2 separate regions of the Homo sapiens genome follow, and region 1 is linked to region 2. Evidence: read pairs that join two places in POLR2A ChIA-PET (ENCODE). Cell type or tissue: OCI-LY7. All regions are shown on one strand. Each heading gives the region's core, and the rest is flanking DNA. Links, peaks and the distances in the headings are about the cores only. Region 1 overlaps AFG2A (AAA ATPase AFG2A). Region 2 has its middle 34 kb from the start of SPRY1.

Region 1 (15,830 bases), core at 4,391-9,390, 220 kb before region 2:
TTGAAGTATGATTGACAAACAAAAATTGCATATCTTTAGAGTGTACAACATGATGTTTATATACACAGACACATATACATTGTTATTAACTGTAGTCACCACCATGCTCTACATTAGGTCTTTAATACTTATTCATCTTGTGGCTGAGGGTTTGTATCCTTTGACTAATATCGCACTTTTCCCAACCCTTAGGTCCCAACCATTCTATTCTCTGTTAATAGGAGTTCAGCTGTTTTTTAGATTCCACATATAAGTGAGATCATGTAGTACTTGTCCTTCTGTGTTTGGCTTATTTCACTTAGCGTGATGTTTTCAGAGTTCATCCATGTTGTCGCAAATGGCAAGATTTCCTTCTTTTTTATGGCTGAATTATATTTGTGTGTGTGTGTGTGTGTATACATATATGTACATTCACAATAGCCAAGCTATGGAAACAACCAGTGTTCATTGATAGAAGAATGGACGAAGAAAACATGATGTGTGTACATATATATATATATATATGTGCATATATATTTGCATGTGTACACACACATCACATTTTCTTTATTCATTCTCTGTCAATGGACACAGGTTGTTTCCATAGCTTGGCTATTGTGAATAATGCTTCAATGAACATGGAAGTGAAGGCATCTCTTCCGCATCTCTTCCGCATAATGATTTCAATCCTTTTTTTTTTTTTTTTTTGAGACGGAGTCTCGCTCTGTCGCCCAGGCTGAAGTGCAGTGGTGCGATCTTGGCTCACTGCAAGCCCCGCCTCCTGGGTTCACGCCATTCTCCTGCCTCAGCCTCCCCGGTAGCTGGGACTACAGGCGCCCACCACCACGCCCGGCTAATTTTTTGTAGTTTTAGTAGAGACGGGGTTTCACCGTGTTAGCCAGGATGGTCTCGATCTCCTGACCTCATGATCCGCCCGCCTAGGCCTCCCAAAGTGCTGGGATTACAGGCGTGAGCCACTGCGCCCAGCCGATTTCAATCCTTTGTGTATACATTGCCAACCTAAATAGCAGGCAGAGAGGTTCTCCGAAGATAATGGGTTTGTTCGAGACTGCATAGAGGATTTGCAGTTCTGGGATATGCAGCCTATGGGGACCACAGGCATATCCAAAGAGGTTCAGGCAAGGGGATGCTTTTAAAGGTAAAGGAGAAAAGTAGTAGTTTATTTTGAAACAATGACAACATTGGTTACGGGGCTTATCACAGGAGCTGACACCAGTTCTTTAGTGGAAACTGTGTCAGGCAAGTGTTCTTGTGCATCTGGCTAGCTGTCCTTGTGACTCCTGTAACAATCTGCAGTTTAGAACGTTGTGGTTACAGGCATATGTGCCTAAGAGTCCTTCATACAGTGTCTGTTATAGTTCCTATCATAGGCGTGTGCGTGTGTGTGTGTGTGTGTGTGGCCTCCCTTTGTAAACTCCTAGCTTTATTTATATATATTTTTTGTTTGAGTTTGACACAGGTGACTTCATTTTGATTCTGATACCTTTTACAATACCCAGTAGTGGGATTGCTGAATCATATGGTCATTCTGTTTTTACTTCTTTGGGTAACCTAGACATTGTTTTCTTAAATGGCTATACTAATTTACAATATCACTTTATATTGTTTTCTTAAATGGCTTTACTAATTTACAGTGTCACTAACGGTGGATAAGGATTCCCTAGTTTTCACATCCTTGCCAAAACTTACTGTCTTTCATCTTTCTGATGGCCAGTCTGACAGATGTGAGGTGACATCTCATTGTGGTTTTAATTTGCATTTCTCATTATTAGAGATATTGAGCACTTGTATTTGTTGGACTTTTGTGTATCTTTTGAGAAATGTGTATTGAAGTTCTTTCCAGTTTTTAATAGGGTTATGTGTTCTCTTGATATTGAGTAGTTTGAGTTCCTTGTATATTTTAGATATTAGCTCTTTATTAGATGTATGATTTGCATATGTTTCTCCCAATCTGGGGTTTTTCTCTTCACTCTATTGTTTCTTTGGTGTGCAGAAGCTTTTTAGTTTAATGCAGTTCCATTGGTTTATTTTTGCTTTCATTGCCTGTGCTTTTGAGGTTATATCCAAGAAATCTCTGTCTGTGGAGCTTTTTCTCTTAGGTTTTCTTCTAGTAGTTTTATTTTCAGGTCTTCTGCTTAAGTCTTCAATTTATTTTGACTTGATTCATGTATAAGGGGTGAGAAAAGGGTCCATTTTTATTCTATATGTGGATATTCAGTTTGCTCGTCATCACTTATTGTAGAGACTGTCCTTTCCCCATTGTATGTTCTTGGCATCATCATCAAAAATCAATTGACTATAGACATGTGGATTTATTTCTGCTCTCTCTGTCCTATTCCATTCGTTGATGTGTCTGTTTTGATGCTAGGTATGGCTTTGCAGTATATTTTATAATCTGTTTGTGTGATGCTTCCAGCTTTGTTCTTTTTGGTCAAGATTATTTTGACTATTCTGGGCCTTTGTGATTCCATATGAATTTTAGGATTTTTTTTTTTTTTTTTGCAAAGGATCATAAGAAACTACTATGAACAATTATATGTCAACAAATCATGTAACCTAGAAAAATGGATAGAAACATTTAACATAACAAAACTGAATCAAGAGATTGGAAATCTGAACAGACCAATAATTAGTAAGGAGATTGACTCAGTAAGTAGAAGTCTGTCATCAGTGGAAAGCCCAGAACCACATGACTTTATGGCTGAATTCTACCACACGTTTAAAGAAGGGCTAATACTAATCCTCCTCAAACTCTTCTGAAAAATTGAAGAGGAGGGAATACCTCCAGACTCATTTTATGAGGCCAGAATCACCCTCTTACCAAAGCCAGACAAAGACATTACAAAACAAAACTATAGGCCAGTATTCCTGATGATCATTGATGTAAAAATTCTCAACAAAATACTAGCAAACCATAGTCAATAGTACATTATAAGGATCATTTACCAGTAGATCAAGTGGGATTTATTCCTGGAATGTAGATTGCTTCAACATAAGCAAATCAATAAATGTGACTTACCATATTAACAGAATGAAGGACAAAAACTACATGATCATTTCAATAGATGCAGAAAAAGCCTTTAACAACATTCAGCATCCTGTCATGATTAAAAATCTAACAAATTAGGTACAGAAGGAATGTTCCTCCACACAGTAGAGGCCATATATGGCAAGTCTGCAGCTAACAGCATACTCAATACTGAAGAGCTAAAGGCTTTTTTTCTAATATCATGAACAATACAAGATGCTTACCTATTCTCACCATTTCTTTTGAACATAGTTCTGGAAGTCCTAGCCAGAGCAATTAGACAAGAGAAAGAAATAAAAGGCATCCTAATAGGAAAGGATGAAGTGAAATTATCTTTGTTTGCTGACTACATGATCTTATACAGTTACACCTCTGTATCTGTGGGTTCTGCATCTTTGGATTCAACCAACCACAGATTGAAAATACTCAGAAAAAAATGGATAGTTATGCCTGCTGAATATCTACAGACTTTTTTCTTGTCACTCTTCATCAAACAATATAGTATAACAACGTTTACATAGCATTTACATGTATTAGGTATTTTAAGTAATCTAGCGATCATTTAAAGTATATGGGATAGGCATAGGTTATATGCAAATACTATGCCATTTTATATAAAGGACTTGAGCATCCATGGAGTTTAGTATCCTCCAGGTTGCCTGGAACTAATCCCTCATAGATACTGAGGGACAGCTATATATAGAAAATCCTAAGGACTCCACCCAAAACTGCTAGAATTCATAAACCCAATAAAGTTGCAGGGTACAAAATCAACCTACACAAACCAGTAGCATTTTGTTTTACACTAACAACAAACTGTCTGAAAAAAATTAAGAAAACAATCTCATTTACAATAGTATGAAAAAATAAGTAAAACAATTAGTAAACAAGGAAGTAAAAGATTTGTAATTTCCAAATATTTGGAAATTTTTCAGTAACTCAGTGTCTTTAACTAATAATTTAATCATTCTAGTAAGAAAACATGCTTTGTATGATTTTAGTCTTTACATTTATTAATTTATGTAAATTAATATGTGGGTTTTATGATCACCCACGACATTGTCCTAACTTGTCGACTGTTCTGTGTGCTCTTTTAAAGAAGGTAGTCTGTTGGCCGGGTGCGGTGGCTTACGCCTATAATCCCAGCACTTTGGGAGGCTGAGGCAGGCAGATCACCTGAGGTCGGGAGTTTTAGACCAGCCGAACCAACATGGAGAAACCCGGTCTCTACTAAAAATACAAAATTAGGCCAGGTGCGGTGGCTCACCCCTATAATCCCAGCACTTTGGGAGGCCTAGACGGGCGGATCACGAGGTCAGGAGATCGAGACCATCCTGGCTAACATGGTAAAACCCCGTCTCTACTAAAAAAAAAAATACAAAAAAATTAGCTGGGGTGGTGGCAGGCGCCTGTAGTCCCAGCTACCTGGGAGGCTGAGGCAGGAGAATGGCGTGAACACGAGAGGTGGAGCTTGCAGTGAGCCGAGATCGCACCACTGCACTCCAGCCTGGGCAACAAAAGCAAAATTCCGTCTCAAAAAAAAAAAATATATATTAGCTGGGCGTGGTGGCACATTCCTGTAATCCTCGCTACTTGGGAGACTGAGGCAGAAGAATCGCTTGAACCCAGGAGGCAGAGGTTGCAGTGAGCCGAGATCATGCCATTACACTCCAGCCTGGGCAACAAAAGTGAAACTCCATCTCAAAAAAAAAAAAAAAGAAAAAAAGAGAATGTAGTCTGTTGTTGGGTGCAGTGTTTTATAGAGGTCATTTAGTCAGTGGTCCCCAACCTTTTTGGCACCAGGGACCAGTTTTGTGAAAGACAATTTTTCCACAGGTGTGGGGCGGGGGTTGGTTTCGGGATGAAACTATTTCACTTCAGATCAGGCATTAGATTCTCATAAGGAGCACACAACGTAGATACCTTGCACGCACAATTCACAGTAGGGTTCACACTTCTATGAGTGCGCATCTAACGGTGCGGCTGATCAGGCAGTAATGCTTGCTTGCTTGTCTGCTGCTCACCTTCTGCTGTGCAGACCAGTTCTTAATAGGCTGCAATCTGGTACTGATCCACAACCCGGGGGTTGATGACCCCTGATTTAGGTCACTTTGGTTGATTATGCTGCTATTCATGTATTTGATATTCTTGAAGAATTTCTATTTGGTCTATTCTTTTGGTTCCTGAGAGAGAAATGATGAAGTCTCCAAGTGTAATTGTGGATTTCTCTATTTCTCCTTTCATTTTCTTCAGCTTTGCTTCATCTGTGTTGAAGCTCTATTCTTAGATGCATTCACATTTATCAATTGTTGCACCCTCTACATCTCTTGGTAATTTTTGTATTCTGACATCTAACTTCCTCAGATTTTAACACAATCAATCCACTTTTCTTTTGCTGGTGATCACGTGGTCTCATTTTACATTCTTTTAACATGTATGTATTATTTTATTACAGTTGACTTTCATATAGATAGCATTCAATTTGTATCTTGTTTGCTGTACAGTCTTAATCAGGTTTCTTAAAGTTGTGTTTATACCATTTAGTATAAATTTCCATATGTTTGGGTTTATGTCTGTGACTTTATTGTTTGCTGTTTGCTTCCGTTTTTCATTCTTCGGTTTTCCTTTTTCTGCCTTCTTTTGAATTATTGGAATATTTTTTATTACTTTAATTCATTTACTGGCATTTTAAAATTTCTTTGTTTTGTGTGTTGCTCTAGCAATTACAATATTCACATCTAAGTTTTCACAGTCTACTTAGAGTTAATATTTTATCACTTGAAGTTTCTATACATTAGTATAGAACCCTTACAATGATCTAGGTCAAGAAGATAGGGAAAATGGATATTTGATGACAGCTGGGTGTCTGCCACAAAGGACAACATTAAGTTGCCTTTTAGCCCACACTTCTCTTAATCTTTTCTGTACTGCTTGTTATGCATCCTTTAATTATTTGTTTTATTCTATATTAATTTCAGCCTATAGTGTGCAATTATATGGAAAATAACGTTATGTCCATGCCTCCTTTCTTGGGATATTTCCTAAATTCAGTATGAGATTGTTGATATAGATAAGAAAACTGACTTGCAAAGAGATTTCATTGCCCCAGGTAACACAGCTAAGTGGCAGAGCTGCAATTTGTACTCTGAGTCTGGTTTTGGGGTCTGCACATTTGACCACAATGCTACTGCCTGTATTTTACTTAAGATAATAGTTATGTTTATGACAAACCTCTAAGTATGTATGACTTCTAAATTTACACATTCTTTGAGTGTTCTAATTTCATTGTCATAAAAGCTTACTATTTTCTCATTTTTAAGACATATTTCATACTTCTTAAGATAGCTCTTAAATGTATTCCAGAAACTTTAAACATTTTTGATATTGTTGAACTAGTTTTGGAATCAAAACAATTTGTGATTCCCACATAATTGCAGTTAAATTTTTTCAGTGTAATTTTAAAAATACCTTATGGGAAAATACTACTGCAAGTTGTGTAACACTTTAATTATCTATTTTTTGTAATCATAACAGCGTACACTTAACATTTGGAAAAAAAATAAATATATTCAAAATATACTTTTTCATTTTTTTAAGGTAATATTTGGTATTTATAGGTCTTCAAGCCCAGGAGCCTACAACCGACAGACTGGGAACCATACTTTATACTATTAGTGAATAATAATAACAAAAATAAGATTTACATTTTTTCTTAGGATACCAGAGTTGAATAAATTCAAATTTAGAAACACATATACATGTATATGTATAAAATATATGTATATCAAAGAACTAGAATTTTTAATCAGACTCAAACCTTACCAGTGAAATGGGAATACTCTTTACATTATCCACCTAAAATGTTCCTATTAACCATGTGGTTTTAAGAGGTATTTAAATTTTGGAATTTTTAATAGCTATCTGTTTCTTCTGTAACTTTGATTATATTATAGCTTTTCTTGAATGAGGAGATAAAACAGATGTAAATATTAAGACAAAAGCTTGATGCCTATGAAACAAATTATTTCCAAGTACATAGAGTGAAAATACTTTAAAAGCCTTTGAATTTGGCAACTTTCTCTTTGCATTCCCTTTCCTGATTCTGTAGCAATCACTGTCTTGTTCTTAATGAACTGGTACTCAAAGGTCATTCAGAAACATTCATTAAAACCAGTAGGGAAATAATTCTACAGACTTCCTTTAACCAACCTGTAGTTTTGTTTTCTTTCTTAATAGCCTCAGGTCTCAGACACAACCATCTTTTATTTATTTTTTCTTTCTTTCTGGAATCAAATAACTTTTAAAGATTTGAGAAAATCAGCACCAATATTTGAAGATTAAAACTTGATCCATCTGTCAGTTAGAATTTTGATTTGGAAAAGCCACAGGTAACAGTGTAAATTCTAGTTTTACAAATGTAGTAATAAAGAATATACTTCAGTGGCAATTTAAACTTCATATTAGTGAATTAAGATACTCAGTAAGTTTCAGGGTATTAGATTGATAAAGCAATACCTGGATTAATGACTAGTCATTATGAGGTGTACTTTTATCTTTCATTTAAGTCAAAACTTATGTTGCATTACATGCTTTACAAAAATTGCCACATTATTACATTATGGTTTGGCCATAAATAGGAGCAATTTTGGGAACCATTTATTTTGTGAATGGTTACTGATTTTCTGAATCATTCAAGTTCTACATTCTATTAAATTTTATAAGCCTATTATTTAATATGAGCTTTTTCTGTTTTCAGACTGATACCCATTATTTTTCAGTCATAGCAGAGAAATAGGTTTCCAGGATAAAACAAATTGTTCAGGTATTCAAGCAGCCCTCAGGAGTAGGCAAATATCAACAGATAGGTCACTGAGAGATCAAGGGATTTACTCTTTTCTTTGGTATACCATAGTTCTTGAAGGCTAAAATTTTGGTAACTGTTTCAGGAAAATAAATACTGTACTATATTTCGTTTCTTTCCTTCAATCCTGATATGTAAAGTAAACAAACCTGTTTTCAGAATATCTAACCTTTAGTTGAGTAAATGACAGGTAGGAAATAAAGCTGTTGATACGGGAGAATGAGTAAGTGAAAAAATCCATCCTTTGTCAACCACTCTTATTTTTTAAATTGAATCTGCTTTCAGTTTCAGTAGTTGGGAGTGCTAGATGTACATAGCTTAATGGATTTGGTGCTTAAAATTCTGGTTTTCTTCTTTTACTTACATTCCAACATCACAATAGAAAATAATGCAAATAGCCTTCTAAATGATTGATATATGATGATATGTTAGGCTTATTTATTGAGTCAATGCTTCACACCTGTTCTGTGTCACAACACCTCCCTTAGAGGATAAGGTTTTTTTTTTTTTAAAAAAGCGATTCTTTCTTGTAATGCCACAGGCATTATAAATCTCTCAATTGAAAAATACTGAATTAAATTTGCTTCTTATTTAAAACTACTTAAGGGTAACCCTTTGTATACTTGTTTTTTAAAGTTGATTGCTTATTATCACATTGCTCTATGTGTATTCCCATTTTTTAAACTTTGACAAGATACTAATTTTTATATTCATGGTAATAATAATCTTAACATTATATAACATTTTCACAATATGGAGTTTACTGAAAACAAATCTAAAATTTTACATTTAAGTTCACTAAAGTAACACTTGTAGGATGAGAAAGATTTTACTTGTTTGGTGGTACATGGAAATTTGACCCCACATGGAACAAAAGTTAACATTGTCATGAAACTACTAAAAAAAATGCTCGTGTCATTTTAGCCTACATTAATTATAGCATCTAGATTGCATAACTAATAACTTCATAGTATTCTGTCCTGGTGAGATGACATCTAGAATATAACACACAATTTTGAGATTTCATGATTTGCAACTAATTTTGGACATAACAGGCAAGGTCCACAGCATATTTTTACCATGGATAATAGAATGTAAAATAGTTACTGTTTTCATGTGTTTAAAAGTCTGTTCTCTAGAAAAGACATGATTTTAAAAGAAAGTTTCTAGCAAAACAAAAAGAATAACTTTGTGGTGAATTGGAATTTTTCACTAGGGGACTTGCTTGTTCTGGTAGGCATTGATCTCCCAGTTGTTCTGGGTGCTTTTAAAAATTATATTACATTTCTGCTGCATTGACTAGGAAGTTAAAATTAGCCAGGCATGGTGGCGTGGGCCTGTAGTCCCAGCTACTCAGGAGACTGAGGCAGAAGAATCGCTTGAACCCAGAGGCGGAGGTTGCAGTGAGCCAAAATTGCCCCACTGCACTCTCCAGTCTGGGTGACAGAGCGAGACTCGGTCTCAAAAACAAAACAAAACAAACAAACAAAAAAACAGTGTTACTCTATAGTGTACTGTGTTGCCAGATTTGTTTTGCCCACCTGTAGGCTAATGTAAGTATTCTGAGCATGTTTAAGTTAGGCTGGGCTAAGCTATGATGTTCAGTAGGGTAGGTATGTTAAATATTTTTTTGATTTAATATTTTGAGCTTGATGGGTTTATCAGAATGGAACTCCGTTGTAAGTAGAGGCTCGATCTGCATCTTTGGAGAAACGTCTATGCAAGTTTTTTGCCCACTTTTGAGCTGGGTTGTTTGTTTTTTGTTTGTTGTTGTTGGGTTTTAGGTATTCCCTATATATTCTGGATATTAATCCCTTATCAGATAGATGATTTGCAAACATTTTCTTTCATTCTGTGGGTTGCCTTTTTACTCACTTGCCACTTTTTTGTAGCAAACGTGACCCCTCCTAAAAGGGGGGATATATGTATTTTAAGACCATTCCTTGGCAGTATTGTCCTTAGAGCTTTAGGTTGACTATTTGAATTCGTATGGTCTTTGACTCATCTCATCATCTAAAACTCCTTGATGTTTTCCTCCTTTCTTTAATGTTATATAGACACAACTGGGACAGCTGACAGTGAATATAGGTTATATTTTTGCGAAGAATTTAGCAAGAGAGGTTGGCTGTTTGGCATTAAATATCTGTATCACTGTGAAGTTTTTAATTGTTTTTGGATACTAATTATCACTGAACATGACCTAGAACAATACCTTATTACATAGAGTTACTCATTTGTCAAATGTAGGAATGAATGTATGTATGCATGCATGTAAGTACACATGCATATAGCCTTGGTAGTTACTACAGTGCTATCATAGATGTAAAGTCTTTCACAGGCCTGGGTAGACAGCAGTCATGTTTTATTCATGGCCTAGTCTAGCATGGTTCCTGGTACTCTTAAGTTTTGGTGAATGTTCGTCATATAAATAAATATATTTAATTTAGAAAGCATCAGAAAAACTAACATTTGGATAAAGCAGATATAATTTTGTATTATATATGTGAGTAATTTTCTTTCATCTTTAAATTGTCATATTTCCAAGGAATCTATTCATTGTTGATTTCATGTCCCTCTTAAACAACTTGAGATACGTTAACTTTGGTAATCTGTCATAGACTTCACTTCATTCTGTGGCCTTTAATTTAAGAGAATGGTAGTTCTTTAGATGCTCTCTCAGGGTTAATCTCCCAACAGCTGGAAAACCAAGAATGGCTGTGAAAAGTACTTCTTTACCTAATACAGGATTGCATAACTACTTGCTTTTCCCTTAAAAATAATCTGCAGTATACATGGATCTTAAAATAGGAATGATAACTCTTTTGTAGAAATATTAGGGGATCAGAAGAGATAATTTATACGAATCATTTGGCTTACAATTTGTTGTAAAGTGAGGCCTTGAGACGCAATAGCTATTACAGGGTGAGCATTCTAAGTTGGAAAATTCAAGACCTGAAATGCTCCAAAATTTGAAACTTTTGAGTTCTAACATAATGCTTGAAGGAAATGCTCATTGGAGCATTTAGGATTTTGGATTTTAAGGTTTGGGATGCTCAACCCTAAACCAGTAAGTATGTATAATGCAAATATTACAAAATCCAAAAAAAATCTGAAATCTGAAACACTCTGGTCCCAAGCAATTCAGATAAGGGGTATTCACCCTGTATTATTAGTTTTTCCAGAAAAAAAAAAGAAAGATTATCAAAGATACACACCCGACTTTAGCACTAAAATTTTTAAGTTGTTGTACCTTCAATTGCTTTATTTTTCCCTTTCAATTCTAATGTTAAAAAATGTAATCCTGTTTTACAAAATATTTCAGCAAGTTTTCAGCAGTCGTCGCTATTACATTAACTATAAATAATCTTTTGGGAGACCTATCAACATCTACTTTCTCTTTCACAATTTGATAATTAACGTATATCACATCTGTGCCTTTCTTTCTAGGGATTTCCAAGATCTGATGGAATTTGCAATGGTTGATGTATATATGGCTCTTATCCATTGTCAGTAACCCACCTTCTTATGAGCTTTTCCAATTTTCGGGCAAATAACTAAGTACAGTATTTGTGCTGATATAGGTACAAGAGTTTAAAGAAGGCATGACTTAAGTGTTACTAAGAGGAAATAAGGAGAAATTATGTTAATAAATTGGCATTATATACTAATAAAGTTAGTCTCCAATCTGTGGAAACATGAAGAATAGAATGTAATGCTTTGCATTTCTCGGTGGATGAATGATTTTAAAATTTCATACATGGGGGAGAAAATAAAAATACTCCTGAACCCAAAGCTTGACTTCATTCAGGGATATGCATAAACTTCTCTCTCTTTTTTTTTTTTTTTTCCTTTAACCTGAAAGGACATTTAGAAAGCTAAATCTATTTTTCCTTCTTTTCAGTCAGAAAGTCAGGCCTCACCAGCAACAGACTACTGGTGTTTTGTAAGGGCTATATAATGTTTTCATCGTAATGCTATATAATGTTTTCATCTTTGTATTCGTTAGCCCAGACTTTTTGTTTAGTACTAGGAAGTATTTCCACAGATGTTGAGTGAGTGGATAAATGAATTAACTTGTGTGGTATACCTGGGGAAAAGGCAGTAAATGGGTAGAAAAACTCAAGAATAATCTACACCTATGGGGTTGACAACTTTTCCAGTTGCTCTAGGAATTACTGTAATCATTTTCTTTCTGTTATACTGCCTTATAGATCTGATGGAAATTTTGAAAAGAGCGTGTTCTCATTGTTTAGCTCTATATATCTGTTGGCTTCATTTGCTTTTAATATTTTTTTCTAATAGATACCTTTCTGGCTTGCACAGCAAAGTTCAATTAATGTAAGGATAAAATGTAAATTATCTAATTCAGCTTATTTACATGCTGTAAGTAATATAGTAATGCTAACTGGGCTTTCCTTGGCTTTTGTTTCATTGTGATCTGAGCTCAGATTATAGTTTGATCTGCTATGCACTGACCTGGGTGCCAGATGCAAGGGAAGCCAGTAAATAATACTATAAAGAGAGATGCTAGCTTTAGTTTTGAAAGGACGATGACTTGTAAGTGAGACTGTTGTAAACCACACAGTAATTAAAAAGCTCCATAATTAAAAGGGATATTTCCTTTCTTTAACCTGTCTTAAATGTTAGATATGATTAAAAGCAAAAGCATTTCTCTCAATAAAGTTGGGGGAAAAGTACTTGTTTTTATAGTCAGTTTTTGAAACATAGGAAAAGTGACCTCAAAGAACCTGTGTTGTAAAATTTTCAGAGTCATAGGAACTTGAACTTTGTTTCTTGATTACTTGATGAAATTGGTCATACTAGTTTATGAATAGTTCTGAATGGCCTTGTAGTCTTCTGTTGGTTTTGGTTTCATCTTTCAGTAGATGGACCTGTGGAAAAGTGGAACTGGCTTTGAAAATGTACTGGAAGCAATTATTTTCCTAAGACAATAATTTTTTTTCTCTTTTCCATTTTCTTTAGAACATACAGGCTAGAAGATCCACTCAGCATTTAATGCATATGACTTTACATTGCTGTTTATCTTTTTGTTTATCCCGAAATTGGAAGCTTCTAAAAGGCAGAGATTCACTCTCTTCCTGTGGTGGTTCTAGAGGCTGTGCCTTGCATAGAGTTAATTTTTAAAAAATAATTAATAATTATTTTTCTTACCATTTCTATTACTCATTTTTCAATTTGGAGAATAATTTTACCTGGCCACACTGATGGAACTTGCATACATGGGCCAGCTCTTTTACTCAGTTGCCCAATTTTTGAATGAAACTGAAAACTGTGGACAGATACATCAGGGAAGAGGAACATACAGAGTAAAAGACATAAAAGCCTTAAAGTTGGCTTCAGTTTCTTCATTTCATCTTGTAAATTACACAGGAGTCCTTCAGATAAAACTCACTGGTTATATGACAAATTAAGCAATTAGATTACTGCACACCTAATAATAGTAGCAAATAATGCACTTTCAATCTGCTAATATGTTAAGCACTTTTCATTATCTCTTCCTTTTACATGAGGGGAATCTGAAGTTTAGGGAATTTAAAACTTCCACAAAGTTAGTAGTCAGTAGTTTATATACTAGTATTAAATCTGTTTAAATCCAAAGCCGGTGACATTAACAGTTTCCAAACGATAATAACAAAAGTGAAAAATGTTAGTATCATTCCTTGAGAATTCACTACATAAAATTCTCTTCCAAATATTTACTCATTTTATAGATTAGGAAACTGATCCCCAATGAGGTATATCCTTTTGGTATATTGGTTAAAGAATAATATGTCTACTTGAGAGTGGCATCCTAATTACTGAAAACTGGACTACGAACTTTTAAAGTTTAATTAACAGTAATTTAATGTATTTTTATGTTATTTCTTAATCTTTGGATTATTTTTTCTTTTTGGAGGTTGTGTATACTCTGAATACTTATAGCAGTACTTCAGAACAATTTAGAACATATTTGTACTTCTAATGCAAATTTAATGTCTAGAATCCTGTTAACACATGTGATAAATGCCAACAGAAAGAGATTGATTTGCTGTCATGAATTAGACTGACAGATTTCTCAACAACACTAGATGCAAGAGGCCACTAAATAGGAAACTAACTTTGAACCTAAGATTTTATCCAACTAACTTATTTAAATATGAGGGAGAAGTAAGGATATTTGCTCATATACAAGATCTCAGAAAACTTACTGTACCAACACTATTTCTGAAAAGCACCAGGCAAGAAAAGTATGTCCAGAAGGAACTAGTGAGATATAGTTAGTAAAAGGAAATAAAGAACCCAAGAAAGGGTATAGTTTTATAGCCACACAATGGGGAGAAAAACGGAAAAGAAGGGGAAGAAAAGAAATAAGAGCCAAGTAATTTGTTGGCTTAGAATTAAAACTCCAGGTAATATTAGTCTTTCAGCAGTTATGGGGACAAGATGGGTAAGGAAGTCAGTTAGAGATCAGAGTAGGTGAAAATTTTGAGGTTCTTGTATTCATCAGGGAAAGTATTTATGAACTTTAGACACTAACAGTGAAAAATATGCATAGTTATGAAACTCAAAATTAAGCTCTCTGTTTAATAATAGACATCAGAGATAACATGAACAGATACTGATAAATTGAGAAAAGAGCTTCAGTACCAAACGAAACAAAGAACACAGATTTCCAGGTGCTTTTTTATCTGAACATGTTGCAGCACCATTGGAACCATTGTGTCACTTTAACCAAGCCTCCAATATTTTTATTCTTTCAGATCACAAGGGGTGGATGCCAAACCTCTCATTTTTTTCCCTCATGATTACACTACAAGGCAAAGCGCACAGGGTTTGAGTTCGTTGCAGTTGCTAGGGACATACACCTAGGGACTGACTACTAGGGCAACCTATGCTGTCATGTCACATTGTTCATAAGTCTTCCGTGAGCAAAGATCTGTCCCAACAAATGCCCCATACTCCTTTCACTTCCAAGTTATTTTCTATCCTAAACAATTTTTCCTTCCTTTATACTGGAAACTCCAAGATCTATAACATTTTATGATAAACTTGATCTTATTTTATATTATATATTTGTGTTCCCATTTCACTCTTCTGTTATCTTACTCTAACACTTAAATGCTGTATGATCAAAGTTAACTAATTTCTTAAATTTAATGAATCTCTTTAAACCAGGAGATGTCATGTCTTGGTTGTGCATGGTATACATAGGAATGATAGTTTAAGGAAACCCATTTCTAGATCTTTAGTGCCTAAAACTGATCTGCTTGAGAATTCACTTGTGATGGGGGTGGAAGTTTCTCTTCTCCAAACTCCTCTTTACCTCTGAAGCATCAAACAAGTGGGCAGTGGGAAATACAGGTATTACGTTTGAGAGAATAGATGGCACTAAAGCCATCTATTATTAAACTGGTACTCAGTACCAGTTTACTGAGTGTGGTCTGAAGATCATAATAATTACCATTTGCCTTTTTCATTCTTATTTTCTCAGTAGTTACAATTAAAAAAGATTTTCAGTTGTTATCTGTCATCATTCCTGATATATAATATAGACAGATTTCAAATACTTGAGGAATATGATTAGAACAGAATTACTTCTCGCTTATTTGTATGAACAAGGTTTCTCTGTACTTTATTCCACAAATTTTTTTTAGAAATTGAAATAGAATCTAAAAAATTGAATTGTAGCAATAAGTAATAGTTTACAATGTCTATAAAAATTCACTGGGGAGGGAGACTAATAAGAGGATTCCAGCTGTCTCATTAAGAAACGAACTTTCTATAACCTTAATGTTTAATTATATTTTCCAAAAATCATTAATACATTTATGTAATTGTACATGAATCATTGTAATGCTCATTCAATCCAGAAGAAACGTAATACTTAGAACCTTATGTTCATATGAGTGAACACTTTTTAAAATTTCAAAATATGTGCAT
Region 2 (15,830 bases), core at 5,882-10,881:
GACTATCCAGATATGCTTGTGTTTTTTCTTAAAGAAACATTTGTATTTTAAAAATATCTGCATGTACTAACTGTCCAGCTGAGTTCTTTCAACTCAATTCATTCTCTTTTTTTGAGTCATAATTTAGAATTTACACTGACATATGATTTGAAATCTATGCCCTGAGTCCAGTAAAGGGTTCCATGGCCCCTTCTATTATTCCCTTTTACTCTTCTTGGACACATGCTTGACTTTGAGTCCCTGATGCTGGCCTGCCCCAAGCACTAACCTATGCATTATATTTACCTTCAATAATATAATCTCAAACTTATCAGGTGTTTTTGTTTGTTGTTGTTTCTTTTTGCTTTTTGAGACAGGGTCTCACTCTGCTGTCACCCAGGCTGGAATGCAGTGATGCCATTATAGCTCACTGCAGCGTTGACCTCCTGGGCTCAAGCAATCCTCCCTCCTCTGCCTCCCAAAGTGCTGGAATAACAGGTGTGAGCCACTGTGCCAGGGTAATCCATCAGTTTTGATAAGACATATTTACCTACATAACCTGGATAACTAAAGAGAGGTTAATCAAGACTGAGGGCATCCTTGGCATAGCCATCATAAGCCCCAAGACAAGCTTGTGGCAGATAGGTGAGAACAAGGAGCACAGTGGGACAGTTTCCAAGTAAGGCTTGCCAGGCAACCCCTGACGTGGCCCCCAACCATCCCCACCTGCAGGTGTTCACACCTTCATCTAGTCCCCTTCTCTTGAGGGTGGGCTGCCCTACTGGCTTACTTCTGTGAATAGAATACAGAAAAAGAACTAGGATATCACTTCTGTGATTAGACTACGTAAGGCTGTGCCTTTTGCCTTCCCGGTAGACTGTCTTTTTGGCTTTGATGAAGCAAGCAGCTATGTTAGGGGGGACCACATGGCAAGTAATTGAGGGCAGCCAACAGCTCACAAGAAACTGAGCCTTACCAACAATCACATGATCCTGAAAATGGATCCTTCCCTGATTCCCTCATCTTCTGATGAGCCCCCAGTCCTGCTAACACTCTGACTGGCCCAGCTATGTGAGTCTGTGAGAAACTGTGTGTTGTTTCAAGCTGTTAATTTCGTGGTAATATCTTATGCAGCAATAGATAATAAAGATGAAAAAAATTCTAAAAATTAACAAATGTAAACTTTGAAGACCATCCCCTACTCGAGAAGATTATGTCTTCAATATCTTTAAAAGTGTAGATTAATTCTATTCCAGTGGATACTGTGACAAATACACTTACAAAATTATAAACTCATTTAAAAAATAAGGCTCAGGAATAATGATTTTTTGAATTCATTGTCTATCTTCTAAACTGGTTACCTTTCTCAACTCTGCTATTCCTGCCAGATAAATAATAATAATTATTACTATCATTATTATTATTATTTTGAGATGGGGTCTCACTCTGTCTCCCAGGCTGGAGTCCAGAGGTGCGATCTCGGCTCACTGTAACTTCCACCTCCCAGGTTCAAGCGATTCTCCTGCCTCAGCCTCCCGAGTAGCTGGGATTATAGGTGCCTGCCACCACCCCCAGCTAATTTTTGTATTTTTAGTAGAGACAGGTTTTACCACGTTAGCCAGACTGGTCTCGAACTCCTGACCTTACTGCCTCAGCCTCCCAAAGTGTTGGATTACTGGCGTGGGACACCACACCCGGCCTCTGCCAGATAAATTATTATTTTTAAATGTATCTTAGAACCTACACATCTGTTTATTTTATGGTTGAAATGCACTGGAGTTCTCAAGAGGTTGCATGACACAAAGCTTATTAGGGTTACAGGCAGCACACGGTGTCTGGTTCCAGCTCTTTCTGGCATGTCCCTCCTTTATCTCTCATAACCACCAAACATTGCCGGTCCTTCTGCAGTCAGGCTTGGTCCCACTTTCTCTAGTCCCGCCGCCCTCGCCCCAGCTGGCTCCCCAACCTCCCTCCTCTTTGTGGCCCTCAGCATCCCCTCCAACCCATTCTGCCTGCTGCTGTTAGGATGATCTTCCTACAACTTCACTTTCAACCGGCCCCTCCCTTGTTTGGGCATCTCTAAAGCCTACGTGTTCCTTTCCAAATCAAATCCAAACTCCTCTGTCTGCTTTTCAAATCCTCCTGAAACCCAGCCCCAGCCTATTCCCCACTCCTCCCAGCGCCGAGGCCTGCATCTCTCCTGTTCCCTACTATGATACACTTCCCGCCGGTCCTTGCTTTTTAAAAACATTAGGTTAGGCTCTCCTCTCCCCTCCTGCTTTTCCTTCTTCCTTTCTCATTACTTAAAAAAGAACTCCAAAGACTGTCTTAAATTACATTTTCTTCTTCTCATCACTTCTCATTATCTAATATGATATACTGTACTTCACTTATTCAATTATTTATTTTTATTTATTTATTTTTTTGAGATGGAGTTTTGCTCTTATTGCCCAGGCTGGAGTGCAATGGTGCTATCTTGGCTCACCACAACCTCCACTCCCGGGTTCAAGTGATTCTCCTGCCTCAGGCTGCCGAGTAGATGGGATTACAGGCATGCACCATCACGCCTGGCTAATTTTGTCTTTTAGTAGAGACAGGGTTTCTCCATGTTGGTCAGGCTGGTCTCGAACTCCCGACCTCAGGTGATCCGCCTGCCTCAGCCTCCCAAAGTGCTAGGATTACAGGCCATTTATTTATTTTTTTAAGAGATGAGTTCTCACTCTGTCACCCAGGCTGGAGTGCAGTAATGCAATCACAGCTCACTGCAGCCTCAAACTCCTGGGCTCAAGCAGTCCTCCTACCTCAGCCTCCCAAGTAGCTGGGACTACAGGTGTTTACCATCATGCTTAGCTACTTTTTAAAATTTTTCTGTAGAGGTGGGATCTTACTTTGCTGCCCAGGCTTGTCTCGTACTCCTGGCCTCAAGAAACCCTCCTTGGCCCCAAAAGCATAGTGATTACAGGCATGAGCCACTGCACCCTGTGCTGTACTTCATTTATTCATCCTGTTTATTGTCTGTCTCTCCCCATAGAATGGAAGCTCCATGATAGCAGGGACTTTTTTCTGTTGTTTTTTTTATTTTTTATTTTTTGGTTTTTACTATTTTGTTCACTGCTATAGTTTCAGGACCTAGAATAATATTCAATAAATATTATTGAACAATATTCAATATATATTATTGAACAATATTCAATATTTAACATATTCGATATTGAACAACATTAAATAAATATTTGAATAAATAAGTGAAATTTCATTTGGTCTATAAAGTTCTCCCTCACACTACCTTTTTTTTCCCTGCAAATGCCTATACATTTTGATCTGTTTAGCGCTTAATCAGGCCTTAATTGTTTCATGTGTTTCGTTTGGTTTCTCTGTGTTGTAGGATTGTTGTGTTTGTGTGTGGATGTCCAACAAACTTCCTTCCCCACTTGTTCTAGAAATATACCTGTCACCTCATCCCACCTAACATTTCCCCCAGACCACAGAGGTGAACACAAGGCCCAGTTTGGGTCAATTACAGAACCCCAATACCCTGGCCACAGAGAATGGCCAAGAATGAGTATTCGACCCATCCAAGGGAGGTTCGAGGCCTTTCCCAAGACTTAACCTTTCAGGTTCCTGTAGCTTGTCCTTTCATTCCATAAGCTACCCTTCCAAAAAGTTCTCCTTTTTGCTTAAGTTGGTTTGAGTTAGGTTTCTGTCACATGTAACATGGAAAGTCTTTGTCCTGTACTTTATATTTTTTAATTTTCAGGCCAATACATGCATTTGGTTGAATATAGACTTATTTCATATTCTAAGCTGTAGGTAATTCAATACAGTATATTTTCCCCATATTTTCATAATGATTGCAGGAAACAGTGCATCTGATACTTGATTATGTGGCCCAGCATAATCTATACGAGCAACATAAGATAATAGCAATGTCAGTAGTGATGGAGGGAAAAAATAGATGCAAACGGCTACTTTTAAGTAGAGTACAGAGTATACTTCTTATGGTTCCATTTTCCAGGTGGAAGAATTTGGACTCAAAGAAAGCAAGCATCAGCTCTGGGTTTAGTAGGGGCTTGTTGCAGCTTTCTAAATTCTGTATACAGTCATGTCAGATCTGGGTGAATTCTGATTCAGCTTTTTAATAGCTTGGCCAAGTTATCTACCACCTTACTTCCATTTTTATCATCCAGATAAGTGAAGATAATAACCACTTATTTCCTAGAACTGTTTGAGGATTTTTTTTTTGAGATAATGTGTATAACTGGAAACAGAGCTTGAGGCAAAGGCTTATGTACTTACATTTGTATGGGGGAGTGCAATCCAGGAAATCATGTGTGGGGGTTAAAGGGCAGAGAGGTCGGGAAGGAAGGGGACAGACACACCAGAGTGCATCATCAGGAGAGCCACAGCTCACTATCAGGTACAACCAAGCCTACCTGTTCTCACAGTTCTGCCTCCCAACCATCTGCAGCTCTCCTACTCTCAGTATGGTTTGTCTGGGTGGTGGAAGGGAGGACACATTATTTACCACTCTCATTGGTTAAAGTTTGCCCACAGGGTGTCTGCTTTCTGCACTTCCGGGTGTATGACCTAATCTTTCTAGAAGCTGACCCAAGAGGCTCCGCAATGTGAGCCACAAAAAGTCATCAGCATTCCCTACCTGCCTCTCTGCAGTCTGCAGCATGATGGGCTGGCCAGATGAGCTCTTGCAAGAGCATGGGCACCAAGAGATATCACTGAATCTCACAGCTCAGTGGCAACCAGAAGTCCCAGAGCAGGAAAGGGGAGGTCCATGCAGTGTGAATTGAGGTAGTGGCAGGTCATGAGTGACATGAGGAATTGCAAATAGCTGCTGCAGCCGGACCAGCCTGCTAAGCAGGTGGAACACTGTAACAGCATGATCCTGCCAGACGGCAGCAACAAGCTTCCTTCCTACCACAGACAAAATGTTTCATCTACAATCTCCAAGAATGCAGCTGCTGGTGGGCCATCTTGGTCATGAGCAGAAAACCATGGTTGCATAAATCTAGGGGGCCTTCTAAGCTGCCAGAACAGTAACCGTGCCTAGTATGGGGGCCTGAATTGGAAGATGCTCCCATAGTGTCAGTTTCCTTCCTCCCTTAGGTGGCTGAAACATGGAAGGCCTGCAGCTCTGACGTTATGAAAATGAAATTCTATTAAGAACAAGCAATGAGAGATGGCTTAAGTTGACTAAAGGGAATGTTAGCTTTAATATTGTGAAGATGACTGAAACCATATTGGTGAATACTTGAACTCATAGGATAAAAGAAACCTCAATATATAAATATGAGTGCTTTTATTTTACTAATTTTTTAAAGAAATGGAGTCTCACTATGTTGCCCAGGCTGGACTTGAACTCCTGGGCTCAAATAGTCCTCTCCCCTCATCCTCTCAAGTAGCTAGGAATACAGGCAAGAGCCACCGTGGCTGGCTAAACATAAGTGTTATGACTCTCCTTGTTTTCCCTAGTCAGTGGCAGGTGAGCCATCCATTTGGGTAATATTGTTGACACACACTTGCCAGCATTTCCCCTTTCTAAATACCACCAGTGGTGGCCATGATTTATATCTGACTGTGTCTATGCTCAGTTTCTTAGACACTTGGCTTTTGGGGGTGAGTCTCTAATGCATCGATGCCTTTCGAATTTCTATAATGGTTTGGGGCTTCCTGAATTCTTATTTTTCTATTGAAAGTTTAGAGCTACTTCCTTACCCACCTCTGTCAGGGCTGGCCACTCTTTGAGAATAGCCTCCAGAGGCTAGGCACAGTGGCTCATGCCTGTAATCCCAGCATTTTGGGAGGCCAAGGCGGGCGGATCACCTGAGGTCAGGAATTCGAGACCAGCCTGACCAACATGGAGAAACCCCATCTCTACTAAAAATACAAAAAATTAGCCAGGGGTGGTGGCACATGCCTATAATCCTAGCTACTCAGGAGGCGGAGGCAGAAGAATCATTTAAACCCAGGAGGCGGAGGTTGTGGTGAGCTGAGATTGTGCCATTGTACTCTAGCCTGGGCAACAAGAGTGAAACTCTGTCTCAAAAAAAACATTAAAAAAAAAAAAAGATTAGCCTCCAGGAGAGTGTGGAGTAGGCTGCTAGTTTGACTATTAAGACATCCAGAATTCACACACTACCTCCTGGGCTTGATAAAGTGACATGGTAGCAACAGTTCTTACAGCAAGGTGACCCCACAAGACATCTTTGCCATGAAGTTGACCATTCTTCATGTAGATATTTAATTTCCTACAAAGATTGCCCAAATCTGGCCACTGGCCAAGTAGCATGAGTTATCAGCTTTTTCCTTACTGTGGGATCATTTGTAGAAGCTTTAAAAAACTGCCTCAATGTGTGAGTTTCCTTGGACTGAAAGAAAAAAATAGAACTTAAAAGTTCCAGCTGTCTGAACATTTTCTACTTAAAAAAAAATAAACTGAATTGGACAGGAAGATCATGGTACATGACTCATGGTAAACAAATGCCAAACACATGTTATCTTAATCATCCTGTACAAAATAAGGAAATTGTATGAATCCAAAAAAGAATTATCCAGAAAGGACAAATGAAGGATATCCAGAAGACAAATTTGAAGGTTTTGTTTTTTACAAATTATTAATTTATATAGCTCCAAACAGCCACAGTCAGAATCGGTCAGAACACAGAAATAAGAACATTTAGGTATCCTTCAACCTATATCAATTTCACTCTGTTAGGTTTAGTTAATCAAAGTGTTCATTTAGGAAAGACTCCATTAACTTTTTGCAACCATATCCTGTTTTGAATGATCAGAATCATAACCCTTGCTTTTATAATAAGCAGTATAGCTAAAATCTACTGAGTGCCGTGAATCATGCATGTATTCTGCTAAATGATCTAGTATAAAAAAATCTGTGTATGTTATCATTCTTTCCTCAGTGGAGTTTTTAATCTAGTTAAATGAATGGGTATTATGCATGTAGTGGTCAATTTTATGTGTTAACTTGATTGGACTAGGGGATGCCCAGATAGCTGGTAAAACATTACTTCTGGGTATGTTTGGAAGGGTATTTCCAGAAGACATTAGCATTTGAATCAGTAGACTTAGAAAAGAAGCCCTGAATGGAACAAAAGGGTTGGGGAAGAGCAAATTCACTCTCTCTTTGAGCTGGGACATCTGTCTTCTTCTGCCCTTGAACTGGAACTACATCACTGGCTTTTCTGGGCCTCCATCTTGCAGACAGATGGCAGATCATGGGACTTCTTAGCCTCCATGATCATGGGAGCCAATCTCTCATAATAAATAAATACATAAATATCCTATGGTTCTGTTTCTCTGGAGATCTCTGACTAATATAACATGTAAATTCCATGTTTCCTGAGGCTGTAGAGAGCTAGTTTGGAACAGGCAGGTAATTCCTTTATATAAGGTACAGCTTCCATAGAGCTGTGGGTAACAAAGTCTCTGATAACTTGGCATTGCCCACTTTGTAACATAATGTGAAATTAACTTGGAGGAGAACTAGGGTACTCTGACAGTTTCTGGAAAAATAAAGGGCATGCTTTGCATATAGGCCATTGAAGGCCATAGTAGAAGGACAGCAGGGCTGGGATGGATTTGTATGCATTCTGTGTGGGGTTAGTGACAGGCAGAATCTAACAAAAGGACAGCTCTTTTTTTGCTCGGAAATGCTAAACAATGTAATTCCCCAGGGTGGTGGAAACCAGAAGACATGAAAGGAGAGGGCTGCAAATAGCAGAGAGGATAGATTCAAAAGGATGGCCTATTTTATCAGCATCATGTAAAGAAAACAGTCTTTGGTAAACCTCAGGGAAAGAAATAGGATCAACCTTTGCATATAATTCCCCCAGTGGCATTGTTCAGGAGGAGCCCCCAAGACTTCCTGTAAAATGCCAAAACCAAGAAAGACATCTGAAAGCAGAGAGAATGGAGCAAAAGTTGCTAAGAAGTAAGTAAACCCGGAGGCTGCAGAGAAAGCTGGCAGGAGACTGGGGCAGAGCATGATGGACACCCCTCGTCCCTGGGAGACCACCCAATCCACTCTGATGGAGCAGTTCCTCCAGCCCAGGACTGAAAGTTTAGGGAAGCTCCTGTTTAAACAGAGAGTATCCCCTGGCCCATGAGGGGCACTTGGAGCACAGAGCAACTTTTGACTGCTATTGTCTGATACCCAAAAATGCAAGATGGCGAGTTTTCTTCTCTTTCAAATAAAACCACCCTTTGCCCCATTGTAAACATTATGCTTGCAAGTGGGGAATTAGAGCCAGGTACTTACTGTGATCTTTAGGAAGATAATTTCACAGGTTGCTCACCAAAGGCCAGAGCCAATAAATTGCCCCATCCTTGTAAAGGGGCCTGGGCCCACAGAAGCTTTTTTGTGCAATATTCTTAGTAGTAACCTTAATTTACATTTTTTTCCTGCCCACACTGGGCCCATATTCCCACAAGATGGTGTTCAGCAGGAGCTGGTGGCAGCTGCCTCCTTTAGACAGCAGACTAAGGCATATTCAAATTCACCATAGGCCCCATCACTCCAGATTAGGTAACTTACCTTGAGGCTGCAGAACTGTCACTTATCAGAATGCTCATGTTGTTTTTGTTAGAATAGAAAACCATCTCAGTACCCATATCTCTGAAAAAAGAGAAGTGAAAGTAGACTGAGAGGGCTGTGTATTTCTTATACCTGGGGCCCTTCACCTGTGTTCGCCACCTGCCTGCCTCATCCCTGCAGCCTAAGATGTCCTCATGACATTTTCCCCATGCAACACTTTGTTTTCGTTTGTTTGTTTGTTTGTTGTTGTTGTTTTGAGACAGAGTTTTGCTCTTGAAGCCCAGTCTGGAGTGCAATGGCGTGATCTCAGCTCACTGCAACCTCCGCCTCCTGGGTTCAAGTGATTCTCCTGCCTCAGCCTCCCTCAGTATGATTACAGGCATATGCCACCACGCCCAGCTAATTTTGTATTTTTAGTGGAGATGGGGTTTCTCCATGTTGGTCGGGCTTGTCTCGAACTCCTGACCTCAGGTGATCTGACTGCCTCAGCCTCCCAAATTGCTGGGATTACAGGTGTGAGCCACTGCGCCCGGCCGCAACACTTTGTTTTATTGTTAGTGCCAGATATCTCTAGTTTCTTGTTCATCATACCTGCCTCCTCTACCCCATAAGAATTGTCTAATTATTATAAAAAGTATTTTGCTTACCAACCAATTAATTCTGCAGTCCCTACATAACAAAAATCCTGCCTAACTGAGACAGATTATTTTTTCAAATTAGTAAATTTGAGATTTTAAAGTAGGATGGATATTTGAAATATGTTAAAAAGTCTGGCACCTGCAGCTTCACTCAATGAGAAGTGATTTGGCAAAAGTAAAGCATCCTCAGGGTGGGGTGTGGGAGCAGGAAGAAGGACGGATGCACAGAATCATCTTGTCTGCCATGATCTGTGGCACAATATTCATATTTATTATTTACTCATTAAAATATTGGGTGTTTTCATGTCCTAAGGATTGTTTTTATTGCTTGAGTTTATAGTTGCAAAGTGATTACAACTGAGAAAGAAATCTGAATCCATCTATGTCTATACCAGGCTCTAAAGCTTTTATTTGAGAATGAGCTGAAGATAAAAATATGCCATATTTCTTTCCGTCCAACGTTACAATTTTTTTATTTGAATGCCTGTCTATATGTGGTTGTAGTGAGAGAAAGGTAGTTGCTGAAGAAATTAGGCATAGGGTAAATATTTGTTAATTGAATGAATGAGTGAACATGAGAGGTAACATCCAGAAGATTGACTCATAGCCCAGAGCGATTGGCAGTCAAGGCTGAGTGGAGATGATGGTGTTATGAAAGGCACACAGGTGTTAGGATGGCCCAGGTGAACTATGCAAACCCAGTGGCATCAGTTACTCACCAAAACTGGAGGGGAGGACTAGGAGGACAGACAAAAAATGGGAAAAAAAGAGGGACAAGTAATTGACTTTATGCTGGTAATCATTTTTCCTGGATATTTTGTAGTCTTGCTATAATCACAGAACCATCGTGGTATTGGTCTATCGCAAATATCCCAACTGTACAAACAAGAAAATGTAAGAGAGTGAAGTTACCAGTTCCTACTCACCTAAAAAGAAAGGCCTGACTTTACTCTACAAATATAAAACTATACAATTTTCTTTCTTTCTTCTTTTTTTAAAAATTTAAGTTCAGGGGTACATGTGCAGGTTTGTTATGTAGGTAAACTTGTGTCATGGGAGTTTGTTGTACTGATTATTTCATCACCCAGGTATTAAGCCTAGTACTCATTAGTTATTTTTAAATGTTTTCATGTATGTAATCCACTGGTCAAGTTACAGTTTGTGGGCTTTCATATTCCACTATACCCTGCCATGTCAAAGAAACGCAGCTCAAGAAGAGATGGAGATTTCTGTGTGAATGTAGCTGCACTCATCAGCATTCCCCCCTTGCCTCCTGGAAATCATCCAAAGGCAACAAGGAGAATGAAAAAAAAAAAAGAAAAAAGAAAGCATGCTCCATTTTTGGTGAAACTAGGAGACAGGTATATTCTCCACACTCTAAAATATGTAAAAGGCCACCAAATGCAGCTGTTAGTAGGAGGAAGAAGGGGAAAAGTAGAGAGAAACTTTATTGGGTAAGAGGGCCCAGGGTGAAAGATCTAAGTTAGTGCCAGCAAAAATACACTTACTGAAGGTGAGAAGCACATCCTGAGGGGTGAAAGCTTTCCCCCTGTGTAATAGATTGTATTATTTGCTCAACATATTGACTGATCCACCCCACTAGTCTCTTTCCTGTCATCCTGGCCCTTCTGCCCCTCCATGGACAGAAATATCCTTGCTAAAGATTGATCTTTCCCACCCCAATCGCCTCAGGCATGACCATGAAACTTGCTTTGTCTAGTGAAAAGTGAGTGAAGTGACAGGTACCACTTTTGAGCAGAAGCTTTAAAGAACCAGCATATGATTCTACCCCCTCTCTTCCTGCCAAAGACCGGCAGTGTCCCAGAGAGGGGTATTTGAATAAAGATGCTGCGTCATACAGCACAGTCAACCCTCAGGTCACCTTCAATGGCAGTGAAATGAGTGAGAAATAAACCTTTTTATAAGTCACTAAGATTTGGGGGACATTTGTTAGCACAACATAACCTAGCCTATGCAAACTGATACAAATGTTTTCAATAGGAGGTACAGTGATTATGATGAGCTGGGTTTGTAGCAGGAGACTCCTTGGATCCGGGTTGGTTCAGAAGAGCAGAAAAGATAGTTACAGGCAAAAAGCCACGTGTGCAGGAAGAAGTCTATCTATCTCTAGAGCAGCAGCAGCAGAGAGGCAGCAACTAGCCTGGAAAACTAAGGGGAAATATACTCGTTTCACCATTGCCTATAGTAGGGCACCAGTAGATGTTGTCTAAAGAATAAAAGACTAAGGTTAGTAAATGAGGTAACAATAACAAAAATCAAAAGACTACAACAAAAATAAGAACCTTTCTAAATGCTAGAAGAATAACATGCAAAAAAACACAAAACAAAGAATTCACATAATGGAAGACTTCCAACAACACTATAAACTGAATTGGCAGGATCACTTGAGCCAGGTTTCAAGGCCAGCCTGGGCAACATAGTGAGACCCTGTCTCTAAAAAAAAAGCCACACACACCCACGTACACACACAGAGAGAGGGAGAGAGAGACACGCACCTAAAAACGCAATGAAAACAAAAAACACAAAGGAATATTTCAGAATAATGCCCAAACAAAAATAGGCTAAACTTACAAATGAAAGAAAAAGAGATTCTGATTTGGTCACTATGTTGATGGACTCTAAGATGGCCCTCTGTGACCTCTGCCTCCTGAATACATGCCTTTGTATAGTGCCTGCCACTTTGGGAGAAAGGGGAATATGATTTACTTCTAACCAGTAGAATATGGCAAAGATAATGGGATGTAACTCTCTTAATCGTAAGTTACATAAGACTCCATCCTGCTAGCCAGCTCTCTCTAGAGACATTTCTTACTGGTTTGATGAATTAAGCAGCCATGTCGGGAAAGCCCCTGTGATCTCTGCACTCGGCAGCCCCTAGGAACTGTTGTCTTCTAGGAGTGGGAGCGGGTTCCAGCTCCAGCCAACAAAAAGCTGGAACCCTCAGTACTATAAGCACAAGTATACAAATTCTGCCAATAATCTAAGTGAGCTTGGAGACCGTGCTTCCTCAATCAAGCCTCCAGCTCCAACAACCTTGAGGGCAGCCCCATGAGATGCTAAGCGCAGTACCCAGCTAGGCACAGCTGACTCCTGGCCTACATAAGCCATCAGATAATAAATATATATGCTTCTAAGTTCTACGTTGTTGTGCAACAACAAAAAATACAACCACAAAGCAAAATTCCATTTCATGCTATATGCAAGAGATATATCTGAAAGAAAATGATTTTAAAATGTTGAAAATAAAGGATGAGGAAAGACATGTTAGGAAAATGCAAGGTAAGCACAGGTGCAATCATCAGAGGGGAAGGAATTCAAGACAAAACCATTATTTGAGGCAAAGAGGAATACTACAGAGTACAATTCAGAATAAAGCCCTCAGAGTCATGGCTTCACTATACCAAATAACATTGCCTCAACTTTCATAAAGCAGAAATGATAAAAAATTCAAAAAAGTTGATGGAAGTATGCTACTAGTAGATTTGTTGGCTTTCAGTTCATAAGAGATCAAGAATTCCAAAGAGAAAAGGTACAGAAGACCTAAATAATATAATGAATAAGTAGATAGATCTGTAATATATAAAGCTTTCCCTCCTAGGAATAGAGAACATATCGGGCTGGGCACAGTGGCTTACACCTGTAATCCCAGCACTTTGGGAGGCTGAGGTGGGCGGATCACAAGGTCAGGAGATCGAGACCATCCTGGCTAACACGGTAAAACCCCGTCTCTACTAAAAATACAAAAAAATTAGCCCGGCATGGTGGCAGGCACCTGTAGTCCCAGCTACTTGGGAGGCTGAGGCAGGAGAATGGCGTGAACCCGGGAGGCGGAGCTTCCAGTGCACTGAGATTGCACCACTGCACTCCAGCCTGGGTGACAGAGCAAGACTCCATCTCAAAAAAAAGAATAGAGAACATATCTTTTTTTAAAGTGCTCTGAACTGAAACCTTATACTAACCCACAAAGGAAACCTCAATAAATTCCTAAAAGTTTAAAGAATATATGGCTGGGTGCGGTGGCTCACACCTGTAATCCCAGCACTTTGGGAGGCTGAGGTGGGTGGATTATGAGGTCAGGAGTTTGAGACCAACCTGGCCAATATGGTGAAACCCCATCTGAACTAAAAATACAAAAATTAGCCAGGGGTGGTGGCATGTGCCTGTAGTCCCAGCTACTTGGGAGGCTGAGGCAGGAGAATTGCTTGAACCTGGGAGGCGGAGGTTGCAGTGAGCCGAGATCATGCCATTGCACTCCAGCCTGGGCAACAGAGCGAGACTCCATCTCAAAATAATAATTTAAAAAAAAGAATATGGATAAAATTGTCCAATTTTGATGAAAACAATTCATTTATTAACAACAATAAAAACCTCTACCACATGGAAATTAAAAGCAGAAAGCAATAAAATGTGCACTTCTTGGCTCAAAGAGAAAATACAAACTGAAAATTAGACAATACAAACTGAAAATTAGAAAATATATAGAAAATACAAAGATTAGAAAGACTACATATCAGAACATAGGTGATACAGCTAAAACGATTTTTTTTTTGAGATGGTGTCTTGTTCTGTCACCCAGGCTGGAGTGCAGTGGCGCGATCTCAGCTCACTGCAAGCTCCGCCTCCCAGGTTCACACCATTCTCCTGCCTCATCCTCCCAAGTAGCTGGGACTACAGGCGCCCACCACCACACCCAGCTAATTTCTTTGTATTTTTAGTAGAGACGGGGTTTCACCATGTTTGCCAGGATGGTCTCAATCTCCTCACCTTGTGATCCGCCCGCCTCAGCCTCCCAAAGTGCTGGGATTACAGGCATGAGCCACCACGCCCGGCTGCTAAAACAATTTTTAGAGTGAAACATCCTATCCTTAAATGCTTATATCATTAAGCAAAAAAAGAGTGACTATAAATTGTCTTAAGAACAAGACGATATACTGAGAAATGCAAAAGTAGAAAATAAAATAAAATAAGTAGAAAAATAAAAGTAGAAAATAATAAATTGGAAAGCAGAAAACAACAACAAATATAAATACATTCAAAATGAGTTTTCGATAAATGGAATAAAATAGACAAATTGATAGCTGAACAATTTGTTCACAGATAAGGACATATGCATGATCATTAATATAATCTCAAAATATGTTCTTGTACTACTACAAGACAAATGTAAATTAAAACCACACAGAAGTACCATTTTTTTACTTATCTGATTGACACACATTCAAACACTTGATGTTGCACTGTGTAGGTCAGGCTTTGGGGAAATAAACTGTCTTTAACTGTTCTAATGGCTGTGAAAAATTGTACGATGCCTAAAGATGGGCATTTGGAAATAGAGATAGCAAAATGACAACATAAGCCTGGCCAATCCACTTCAAGGATTTTATCCTGAAGATACATTCATATAACAGTGAGGAAGTTTACTCATTGAAGCATTGCTTGTTATAGAAAAAGATTAGAAAAAACCTAAATGCCCATAAGTAGGAGACTGTTAAATAAATTATGAACTACATACAGTATACTGTGCAGCTGTAAACAGGAGTGAAGATATTTATCTGCTGATGTGAAAATATGTCCAAGATATAATATTATGTCAAAAAGACAAGGTAAAAAAGCAGAATATGTTACCATTTATATTAAAATGGTGGAATAAATTGAAAAATGCATATATTAATAACTTCTGGTCTGAACATTAAAAATTTTGAAAGGCCACTCAAGAACCTAATAGCTGTGGTTGCTTTTTACCTCTTGAGAGGATTAGGAACTAGGTAGATGAAGAATTTTTGTATGTTTTAATACTTTTTAATTTTGACACGTAAAAATATTACCCAGTCAAAAAATGTAAAAAATAATTTCTAAAAAAACTATAAAGTTTTGAAATTTGCTATGTGATGCTAGATTGAAGCACAGATTAACAATATTTTTTCCAGAAAAGGCAATCTTCTTCATAGCATATCATTTTGCAATTTATTTCTTCTATGATAAGAGTCTATGGCCCAGATATAGTATTTCTTAGTAATAATTATAACTGGAAGTTTAACTGTAAGGTATGGATCTCTTGATGGAATATGAAGATTAAACATTATCTTAAAATAATTGTGAATATCAGTAAACATTATGTGAACTCTATTTTACATATCCATATTCATCTACTTTTTAATAAGTTGATATACACCCCCATGGTTTGTTTATAAATACTGCCATGGACTGAACTGTATCCCCCCAGAATCAATCATATGTTGAAGCCCTAACCCCCAATATGACTGTATTTGGAGACAGGGCCTTTAGGAGATCATTAAAGCTAAATAAAGTCATATGGGGAAGGGTCCATTATCTGATAGGATCAATGACTTTATAACAGGAAGAAAAGAGCTCTCTCTCTGTCTCTCTTTCCCCGCCATGTACACACAGAGAGGAAAGGTCATGTGAGGAAGCACCAAGTAGGTGCTTGGGAATAGAGTCCTTGCCACAAACTGAACCCTGCCAGAACCTGGATCTTGGACATTGCAGCCTCCAAAACTGTGAGAAAAAAAATTTATGTTGTTTAAGTCACCCATTCTGTGGAATTTTGTTATGGCGGCCCTAGCAGACTAATACAAATACATATGTATACAAAACAGATGATCAGC

The links. ChIA-PET counts read pairs that join two places held together with the same protein. Peaks named below come from ENCODE experiments on the same cell type or tissue, not always from the same donor. Only the 100,000 strongest peaks of a DNase experiment are listed, where the experiment ranks them.
Region 1: POLR2A ChIA-PET joins it to region 2 with 6 read pairs; 3 of 35 experiments call an interaction of 5 or more read pairs at or near these places.

The regions. Positions count from the first base shown.
Region 1 is chr4:123,132,112-123,147,941 of GRCh38, forward strand. The region is part of intron 14 of AFG2A (AAA ATPase AFG2A); the gene reads left to right. Among named protein-coding and RNA genes, the nearest start is that of AFG2A, 220 kb to the left of the region's middle. In OCI-LY7, for the core only: no CTCF peak of the experiment used is centred there; no DNase peak of the experiment used is centred there.
Region 2 is chr4:123,355,297-123,371,126 of GRCh38, forward strand. No RefSeq gene overlaps it. Among named protein-coding and RNA genes, the nearest start is that of SPRY1, 34 kb to the right of the region's middle. In OCI-LY7, for the core only: no CTCF peak of the experiment used is centred there; DNase peaks (open chromatin) are centred at 8,585, 9,835 and 10,675; H3K4me3 peaks cover 3,209 bases; H3K27ac peaks cover 4,039 bases.